Linked DNA regions of Homo sapiens: region 2 is linked to region 1. Evidence: read pairs that join two places in POLR2A ChIA-PET (ENCODE). Cell type or tissue: HepG2. All regions are shown on one strand. Each heading gives the region's core, and the rest is flanking DNA. Links, peaks and the distances in the headings are about the cores only.

What was found. ChIA-PET counts read pairs that join two places held together with the same protein. Peaks named below come from ENCODE experiments on the same cell type or tissue, not always from the same donor. Only the 100,000 strongest peaks of a DNase experiment are listed, where the experiment ranks them.
Region 2: POLR2A ChIA-PET joins it to region 1 with 6 read pairs; 13 of 35 experiments call an interaction of 5 or more read pairs at or near these places.

Annotation. Positions count from the first base shown.
Region 1 is chr12:12,254,003-12,259,380 of GRCh38, reverse strand. All of the region lies in intron 1 of LRP6 (LDL receptor related protein 6), which reads left to right. Among named protein-coding and RNA genes, the nearest start is that of LRP6, 10 kb to the left of the region's middle. In HepG2, for the core only: no CTCF peak of the experiment used is centred there; a DNase peak (open chromatin) is centred at 2,950.
Region 2 is chr12:12,308,829-12,314,206 of GRCh38, reverse strand. No RefSeq gene overlaps it. Among named protein-coding and RNA genes, the nearest start is that of MANSC1, 39 kb to the left of the region's middle. In HepG2, for the core only: no CTCF peak of the experiment used is centred there; DNase peaks (open chromatin) are centred at 1,246 and 2,586.

The DNA.
Region 1 (5,378 bases), core at 169-5,168:
TTTTAGGCAGAAAACTACATTAAGTTATGTAAGTTATTAACACCAGGCCTAAAGTTATTGATGAGACTCTCAATAAAAATAACATGACCAGCAGTAGTCTTTTTTTTTTTTTTTTTTTGAGATGGAGTCTCGCTCTGTCACCCAGGCTGGAGTGCCGTGCCATGATCTTGGCTCACTGTGACATCTGCCTCCTGGGTTCAAGTGATTCTCCTGTCTCAGCCTCCCAAGTAGCTGGGATTAGTAGGCGCCCACTATCATGCCTACCTAATTTTTGTGTTTTTAGTAGAGATGGGGTTTCACCATGTTGGCCAGGCTGGTCTCGAACTCCTGACCTCAGGTGGTCCACCCGCTTTGGCCTTCCAAAGTGCTGGGCTTACAGGCGTGAGCCTGCTGCACACAGCTGTCATTTTTTTTTTCCCAAGAAAATAGTCACCCAAATATTGGAAACCTACCTTTATCAAATTATGTATGTTTAACCAGGAGGCTATTTTCTCTAATGGTCTTAGTCATTGTTTTATCACTACAAGACCCAAACTACAAGTAAAGGACTGCAAGGGATAGGAGTCTTCCTCACTAATGATTAGCTTTATTGGTACGTATAATTTAAGTACTGTATATCCATATATCCAGTTTAAAGATACTATGTTTTGCAAGTCTGAGAAAGGTGACGAGTGAACTTCATTACCATGAATTCTTAGCTACACATTATATTGTCTTTATTTGTAACCTTCTAGATTTATGCTAATGCAGAAATAGCTCTTTGATGAAAAGTTTTTGAAGAGTAGACCTTTTTCCCCTTTATATGCACCATGTACCAGAGGTTTGCACATATTGAGCACTGTAAATTTTACATTTAAAGTAATATAAAAAGATGTGAATTTTTATGACATTTATTTGGAATGCCATTTTGTGTTTTGACTCAATCGTTCATTAGCTATAGTTAAATTATAAATTTGTAACGATTACAAAGATTTCTTAGTCTGGGTCATGGTGGCTCACACCTGTAATCCCATCTCTTTAGGAGGCCAAGGCGAGAGGATCACTTGAGGTCAGGAGTTCAAGACCAGCCTGGGAAACATCTATAAAAAATTAAAAAATTATCTGGTCACGATGGCACATGCCTGTAGTTTCAGCTGCTTAGAAGGCTGAGGCAGGAGGATCACTTGAGCCCAGGAACTCAAGGCTACAGTGAGCCATGATCATGCCACTGCACTCCATATCACAGACAAAACCCTGTCTTTCAAAATAAATAAATAAAGATTTCTTAGCATAGATTAGATATGTTAAATAGACTACTAAAAAATCAGCATATTCATATCTGAGATTGAATTCAAGGTGTGGACTATGTAACGTGTTTTCTGGTTTTAGGATATAACTATTGCACTGATATAATTAGTTTTTTTTTTTTTTTTGAGACAGGGTCTCACTGTGTTTCCTAGGCTGGAGTGTGGTGTGATGCTATCATGGCTCACTGCAGCCTGGACCTCCTGGTCTCAGGCGATCCTCCTGCCTCAGCTTCCAGAGTAGCTGGGACTATAGGCACGTGCTACCACGCCCGGCTCATTTTTAATTTTTTTTTTTTTTTTTTTTTTTTTTTTTTTGTAGAGACAGGGTCTTACTATGTTGCTCAGACTGGTCTCGAATTCCTGGGCTCAAGTGATCCTCCTGCCTTGGTTTCCCAAAGTGCTTGCGATTACAGGCATGAGCCACCATGCCTGGCCTCAAGTACTTTTTTCTTTCTTTCTTTTTTTTTTTTCATTAAGCCCTTTCTATCAAGTACTTTTTTTTTTTTTTTTCCTTGAGAGGGAGTCTTGCTCTGTCGCCCAGGCTGGAGTGCAGTGGCGTGATCTCGGCTCACTGCAAGCTCCGCCTCCCAGATTCATGCCATTCTCCCGCCTCAGCTTCCCAAGTAGCTGGGACTACAGGCGCCCACCACCACGCCCAGCTAATTTTTTTTGTATTTTTTTAGTAGAGACGGGGTTTTACCGTGTTAGCCAGGATGGTCTGATCTCCTGACCTCGTGATCCACCCGCCTCGGCCTCCCAAAGTGCTGGGATTACAGGCGTGAGCCACCGCACCCGGCCTGTCAAGTACTTTTTTAAACCAAGTTTTTTGGAGCTATAATTCACATACAGTAAAAATCTCCATTTTACAATGTCTAGTTCGGTGGCTTTTAGTATACTCACAGGGTTGTAAAACATCACCACTATCTCATTCCAGAACGCTTATCATCCCCTGCTCCCTCAAAACCCATACATTTCCCATTTCTCCCTTCCCTCAGCCTCTGGTAACCATGAATTTACTTTCTGTCTCTATGGATTTGCTTACTCTGAATATTTCATATAAATGGAATAAAATATGTGGCCTTTTGTGTCTAGCTTCTATCACTTAGCATTTTCAGGGTTCATTCATGTTGCATGTGTCAGTACTTCATTCCTTTTAATGGCTGAGTAATCCATTGTATGGATATATTAAATACTTTCAAATGAGTGTGGGTTTGATTATTGGAGTCTTTACCTTGAGAAATTATTTCTGAATCTCAGCTTTTGATACGTTAAAAAAATCTGTTTTTTTTGAAACAGAGTCTTGCTTCATCACCCAAGGAGGAGTGCAGTGGCACAATCTCTGCTCACTGCAACCTCTGCCTCCTGGGTTCAAGTGATTCTCATGCCTCAGCCTCCTGAGTAGCTGGGACTACAGGCGTGTGCCACCATGCTGGCTAATTTTTGTATTTTTAGTAGAGAGGGGGTTTGGCTATGTTGGTCAGGCTGGTCTTGACCTCCTGACCTCAAGTGATCTGCCTGCCTTGGCTCCCAAAGTGCTGGGATTACAGGCATGAGCCACCACTCTGGCCTATGTTTGTTTGTTTGTTTTGAGCTGGTGTCTCTGTCACCCAGGCTGGAGTGCAGTGGCGCGATCATTGCTCACTGCAGCCTGGACCTTCCCAGGCTCCGGTGATCCTTCCAACTAAGTTTTTGTATTTTTTATAGAGATGGGGTTTCACCATGTTGCTCAGGCTGGCCTTGAACTCCTGGGCTCGGTGATACACCCGCCTCTGCCTCCCAGAGTGCTGGGATTACAGGCATGAGCCACCGCGCCTGGCCTAAAAAATATTTTAAGTTCCTGTTTTTCTGCTGGAGAAGCACTAAATAGTTTACCAGTATCTCGTGTTTCTGAATAGCCCTGTCAATCGTCCTGTTGCAGTTAAATCTTTTTACTAAATTCATATCTAGAGTAAGAAAATAGAAGAGGTATTAGAAATTACCTGGGCCAACTCCTTCGTTTTATAAATCAGAAAGATGAATGACTAAAGCCAGATTGTTTGTACTCTGGACAGTAATTTTACGTGCAGGACTTTCTGTATGTACCTTATTTTACCTGGGCCTTCTTGTGGTTTTGAAAGAGATGCTGATGACTTTGATAGAGGGAAATACATATTAATGTAAAATTTGGCATTTGCAAATAGGTAGTTTGTCATAGTACTTATACTGTAAATAAAAACAAAGCTGAGGCCAAGGTGCAGTGGCTCACACCTGTAATCCCAGCACTTTGGAAGGCCGTGGCAGAGGATCGCTTGAGCTTAGGAGTTTGAGACCAGCCTGGACAACACAGTGAAACCTCATCTCTACAAAAAAAATCCAAAAAAATTAGCCAGGCATGGTGGTGCCTATAATCCCAGCTGCTTGAGAGGCTGAGGAGGGAGAATCGCTTGAACCTGGGAGGTGGAGGTTGCAGTGAGATGAGATCGCACCACTGCACTCCAGCCTGGATGGCAGAGTGAGACTCTGTCTCAAAAAAAAAAAAAAAAAAAAAAGTGACCAAACCCAAAAGCAAAAACAAAGCTAGACTTAGGTAAGGAGAGACTTTATTTGAAAGGATTTTTGCAGTAGAAGGACATGCTTACTACAGGATCTGCAACACACTTCAAAATCAAACCGAAAAAGGCTTTTTTTTTTTTTATAGAAAGGAGAAGTAAGCAGGGCTATCAGGAACTTTGTGGGAATGTGGGCCAAATAGGTAGGGGTGAGCAGATTGCATGACCAGGACTATTTAACTGGAAAGCATTTTTTTTTTTTTCTGCAGTCAGCTAATGGTCAGAATGAGGGAAGAAGTTGTGCATCTACTTTCTTAAGCTTAGGGCAAGCCAAAGTTTAGGAATTTGTGGGGAGAAGAGAATCCTGACTAAAGTTTATTCAAGCCAAGTCAATGAGTAAGTAATGGGCAATTGTGATGTGCACTGGTCAGTCTCCCTGTTGTTTAAAACAAAATCAGTCACTGTTGACAATGGAATAAGAGTCATTGAGAAGTTGATCTCATTAGATTGGGCCTGATTATTTACATAGGTGTAGCAATAATAGTAATTTATCATATAATAGGTCTTTTAATATTGCCTTGCTGAAAGTTTTTTTAAGGAATCTGATTGGACTTTAAAATGCCTCTTGAGACTATAAAGGTAAGTCAAGAACTGACCATCAGGTTTCACTTGTAATACCTATAAATTTGGGTGAATTCCTGTCTTGAAGTTCCCAAAATATTCTAGGATTTTTGAGCCTGCCGGGAAGTGATCTTGCTTAATTCACCTGCAAGGCTGGGAACTCTGTAAGCCAGTTACCAGGCCAGTTTTCCTAAGAGGACTGTAAGCGTTGGTTCATAAAGTCAACTGTAACTTAGAAGTATTTGGTCATACCTGATTAAATGAATATTTTCAAATGTGGCATTCCAGTCAAAGCCTTGGTTGCATAAGTAATGTTTCCAGCTAGAAGGCAGACTCATTGAACCTCTGCAGATAACTATATTGCCATGAAAATAAAAATAATAAGAGTTTTTGAATTCTGGAGGAGTAAGACGGGGGAGAAAAAGATAAGTGTTTATTTCGGTTTACAAAAACATAGTCTCCTTAAATTGTTGTGAGTTATAGATAGCTTCAGAGAAAAGAGAAAGGGGTTCCTTATATCCAGAAAATAGGACGCTAAGGCATCAGCAATATTTTAAACGAAACCCATAATCATCCTTCATCAGTTTATTCAGTCCTATGTAATTAATTCTTGTTCTGCTGGATCTGTGTTAGCAGTCTCACGAACCCATCTGTTTTTCTACTAGCTGTTTGGAAATCTTGACTCAGTCCACTGGTGTGGTCTCAGAGTTATTTAAGTGATGCCATCAGACGCTTGTGTTCAGGTTACCTGGCGTAGTAGTTTTCCTTTTTCTTTCTTTCTTTTTTTTTTTTTTTTTTTTTTGAGACAGAGTCTCACTCTGTCACCCAGGCTGGAGTGCAATGGCACAATCTTGGCTCACTGCAGCCTTGACCTCCTGGGCTCAAGTGATCCTCCCATCTCAGCCTCCCTAGTAGCTGCGACCACAGGTGTGTGCGACCATAC
Region 2 (5,378 bases), core at 136-5,135, 55 kb before region 1:
CAAAGTTCACTTGCTTCCCTTAACCTTTAGAATCCTAGCTGTTACCCAACTGAACTTGGGTCTGCTTACGCAGCACACAGGAAAAACAAACAAACAAACACTGACGCTGGGATTTACAGCAAGCGGAAGTGAGGCATTTATTGCCTGGTGCCAGGCAAGGAGAACTGGGCAGCAAACTAATGCTGAAGACTTGAACTCCCTAATGACTTACAGGTAAGGATGTTTAAGAAAGCAGAAGTTGGCCAGGTGGTTCACACCTGTAATCCCAGCACTTTGGGAAGCGGAAGCAGGAGGATAGCTTGAGCCCAGTTCAAGATCAGCCTGGGAAACATAGTGAGACCCTGTCTCTATTTTTTATAAAAATAAATAAATAAATACACACACAAACACACACACACACACACACACACACACACACATATATATAATATATATATATATATATATATATTTTTTTTTTGAGACGGAGTCATATTCTGTTGCCCAGACTGGGGTTCAGTGGCATGATCTCAGCTCACTGCAGCTTCCGCCTCCCAGGTTCAAGTGATTCTCCTGCCTCAGCTTCCCAAGTAGTTGTGAATACAGGTGTGTGCCACCGTGCCCAGCTAATTTTTGTATTTTTAGTAGAGACAGGATTTTGCCATGTTGGCCAGGCTGGTTTTGAACTCCTGACCTCAGGTGATCTGCCCACCTCAGCCTCCCAAAGTGCTGGGATTATAGGCATGAGCCACCGTGCCTGACCAAAAATATTTTTTAAATGGGAAAAAAAAAAAAAGAGGCTGGGCATGGTGGATCAGGCCTGTAATTCCAGCACTTTCGGAGGCCGAGGTGGGCGGATCACAAGGTCAGAAAATCAAGACCATCCTGGCTAATGCGGTGAAACTCCGTCTCTACCAAAAATACAAAAAAATTAGCCGGGCATGGTGGCAGGTGCCTGTAGTCCCAGCTACTTGGGAGGCTAAGGCAGGAGAATGGCGTGAGCCCGGGAGGCAGAGTTGCAGTGAGCCGAGATCGCACCACCGCACTGCAGCCTGGGCGACAGAGAGAGACTCTGTCTCAAAAAAAGGAAACAAAAGTTACAGGCAAAATAGTAAATCAATATATGGAGGTTATACATTGATTTGGCCACCAAAAAGTGGGATGTCTCAAAGCAGGAGCTTACAGGTCATAATTGGATTCAGAGACTCTTTGATTTGGAGTTGGTTAAGGAGCAAGGCTTTGTCTAAAAACTGGGGGTCATCGGAAAGGAATGTTAAGGTTTGGCCTGTGGGCCTGACTCCCTCCAGGCTGCTCAGGGAGAAATTCAGAACAGTCAGAGTTCAGTCCTTACTTCTCCCTTATCTGAGGTCTATGTGACAGTGATCAGCATTTTTCATCTGGTGGGGGTCCAGCTTTCTGATAAACAACTCAAAGAACAGGCACGGTGGCTCACCCCTGTAATCCCAGCACTTTGGGAGGCCAAGGCGGGCGGATCATGAGGTCAAGAAATCGAGACCATCCTGGCCAACATGGTGATTCCCTGTCTCTACTAAAAATATAAAAATTACCCGGGCGTGGTGGCATGTGCCTGTAGTCCCAGCCACTTGGGAGGCTGAGGCAGGAGAATGGCTTGAACCCGGGAGGCAGAGGTTGCAATGAGCCGAGATCACGCCACTGCACTCCAGCCTGGTGACAGAGCCAGACTCCATCTCAAAAACAAACAAACAAACAAAAAACAACTCAAGAACATACATTAAGATGTTGTCTTTTAGTTTCTACAGGCAACTGAAATAGCTTGTGACTCTAACTTGCTTAGAAGACTTATTTTTTAAGTTACTGCTCTCTCTTTTTTTTTTTTTTTTGAGACAGAGTCTCATTCTGTCGCCCAGGCTGGAGTGCAGTGGGGTGATCTCGGCTCACTGCCAGCTCCGCCTCCCAGGTTCACGCCATTCTCCTGCCTCAGCCTCCTGAGTAGCTGGGATTACAGGCGCCCGCCACCACGCCTGGCTAATTTTTTGTATTTTTAGTAGAGACGGGGTTTCACCGTGTTAGCCAGGATGGTCTCGATCTCCTGACTTCGTGATCCACCCGCCTCGGCCTCCCAAAGTGCTGGGATTACAGGCGTGAGCACCACGCCCCACCTACTGCTCTCTTCTTGGATTGCTCATTTACTTCTCAAGTCTAGCTAGGTGCCTGGAATCTCCTGTGAAGGAACTCAAAACTTGTCCTTTATTTTCGTGCTTGTGGTGGTGGGGGTGGGGGCACCTGGCAGGTCCCTAAGAGGAGTCCCTGCTCCATCTTCTAACATTGACAGATACCACACATTTTATGATTAAGAAACAGAGTCACACATATAGGTTATGAATCATATCTCAATTCTATTGGGTATATGTTATATAACACAAGTGAAACTTTTCTGTGGGGGTGAGGATTATAAGTATTTACTTTAAAGTGTCCAACATTATAAGATATCAACATTAACAGAAAAAAAAGGGGGGGGGAATTTCCCTCTCAATTTTTTTCCCCTTCACTCAAAGCTAAGAAAACATGCCCGCACCTTTTACTGCTACCTGTATTGTATCCTGCATTCCCTAGCCTTGTTTACTTATAGGTTCAAGTTCAACTTTGCCCAGGTCCTGAACTATAATAGGACTTAGGCAGCGGCTGGGCGCAGTGGCTCACGCCTGTAATCCCAGCACTTTGGGAGGGCAAGGCGGGCAGATCACCTGAGGTCAGGGGTTCAAGACCAGCCTGGCCAACATGGTGAAACCCCATCTCTACTAAAAATACAAAAATTAGCTGGGCATGGTGGCATGTGCCTGTAATCCCAGCTACTTGGGAGGCTGAGGCAGGAGAATTGCTTGGACACGGGAGGCGGAAGCTACAGTGAGCCGAGATCATGCCACTGCACTCCAGACTGGGGGATAAAGGGAGACTCTGTCTCAAAAAAAAAAAAAAAAAAAAAAAGTCTGGACACAATGGCTCATGCCTGTAATCCCAGCACTTTGGGAGGCCGAGGTGGGCAGATCATTTGAGGTCAGGAGTTCAACACCAGCCTGACAAACATGGTGAAACTCCATCTCTACTAAAAATAAAAAAAGTAGCCAGGTGTGGTGGCACATGCCTGTAGTCCCAGCTCCTTGGGAGGCTGAGGCAGGAGAATCGCCTGAATCTGGGAGGTGGAGGTTGCAGTGAACTGAGATCATGCCATTGGCACTCTAGCTTGGGCGACAGAACAAGACTGTCTCAAAAAAAAAAAGACTTAGGCAGCAAGTAATTGCTGTTCAGGCCTGGTGTATGAACTTTAAGCCTTGACTGGGCACGGCGGCTCATGCCTGTAATCCCAGTGCTTTGGGAGGCTGAGGTGGGCAGATCACCTGAGGTCAGGAGTTCAAGAGCAGCTTGGCTAACATGGTGAAATCCCGTTTCTACAAAAAATACAAAAAATTAGCCGGGTGTGGTGGCATGCGCCTGTAATCCCAGCTACTCGGGAGGCTAAGGCAGGAGAATCGCTTGAACCCGGGAGGTGGAGGTTGCAGTGAGCTGAGATCGTGCCATTGTACTCCAGCTTGGGCAACAAGGGCAAAACTCTGTCTCAAAAAAAAAACAAACCACGGAACTTTAAGCCTTAGGCACAGTTATACTAACTGTAATAAATATTTGTCATGTTTTTGCACCTGCCCAGTGTCCTTCCCCTTTCTTCTGTTAACACTATCCTGTGTTTTTGTTGAGGGTAGCGTATGGGACAGTGAGGAGATGGCGGAAAAGCCCAGTCCCTCCCCGGTCTTGGTATTCATGGTGGGGGCTATCACCGTGCTCTGCTTCTCCAACATGGGGATGGGCTCTGTGTTTATGAATCTGAAGGTTTTTTTCAGACTCTGGATACATGGATGGATATTTAAGCAGTAGCTGTATAGGCCGTCCCCTGAAATTCTGGTTCAATCAGGGCCGGAGCATCAGTATTTTTTAAATTCCCCAGGTGTGCTGCTGTGTAGACCGCCGAGTTGAGATCCACTGGACCAGCACAGGGAAGCCATGACATGGGGACCCTGAGACCTTCTACTCTCCCCAATTCAAGGGACCATCTTTTCCCCTGCCCTTCCTCCATCTGTTTCACTTTTGAACTTCCCTCTGGATTATCCGTATTATGAAGAAAATATTTGTGCTATAAAGTTAATACAGAAGTAAAATTTTTAGGTTAAAAAAACTCCACCAGCCGGGCATGGTGGCTCACGTCTATAATCCCAGCACTTTGGGAGGCCAAGGTGGGCGGATCACGAGGTCAAGAGATGGAGACCATCCTGGCCAACATGGTGAAACCCCGTCTCTACTAAAAATACAAAAAATTAGCTGGGCGTGGTGGCGTGTGCCTGTAGTCCCAGCTACTCGGGAGGCTGAGGCAGGAGAATGGTGAGAACCCGGGAGGCAGAGCTTGCAGTAAGCCGAGATCACGCCACTGCACTCCAGCCTGGGCGACAGAGCGAGACTCTGTCTCAAAAAAAAAAAAATTCCACCAAAGTTGGTGGATCATTTGTGACATTTTTACTATTCTCAGACCCAACTGCGGGATTGTGCTGTCCTAAACAGACTCCACAGTTCCAAGCATGACATATCTGGGTTAATAGACAGATGATTCTGTCAGTGATGTGAGAAGACAGCCAGCAGTAGGAAGCAGCAGAGGCCGTTTGGGGACATTTTCTAGGGGGTAGTGGGCCTATTCTGATATATTTCTTTTTTTTTTTTTTTTTTTTTTGAGGCAAGGTTTTGCTCTGTCACCCAAGCTGGAGTGCAGTGATGTACTCATGGCTCACTGCGGCCTCAACTTCCTGAGTTCAAGCAATCCTCCCATCTTGGCCTTGTGAGCGTCTAGGACTACAGGCACATACACCAACCCTGGCAAATTTTTTATTTTCTGTAGAGATGGGGTCTCACTTTGTTGTCCAGGGTGGTCTCAAACTCCTGGCCTCAAGGAATCCTCCCATCTTGGCCTCCCAAAGTCCTGGGATTACAGGTGTGAGCTACCATGTCCGACCATATTCTGACATTAGGACCCTAAAGTAGAAAGACATGTAGTCCAGCCAAATGAAATTGAACCTGTAATTCTGTAAAAGGGCATACTTTTCTAAGTTTGGTGCTATCTAGATACTAAAATTTTGATTCAGATACTCACAAGAGACTACTATGGTCCATGTGTTAGATATATCTATATCTCCAAAACATGTTTTAATCAGGACTTTATAAAGATAACAAGTAAATGGATTTGTTTGGAAAGACTAAGCCCATGCTCTAGGGTGCGAACCATTTACAGCTTACTCTCACAGAGGTTCATGTATAATAAACTATAATGTGATACTTTCTGTGTAACATCATTTATTATTTCTCTGGCAGCAGCAGCTGGA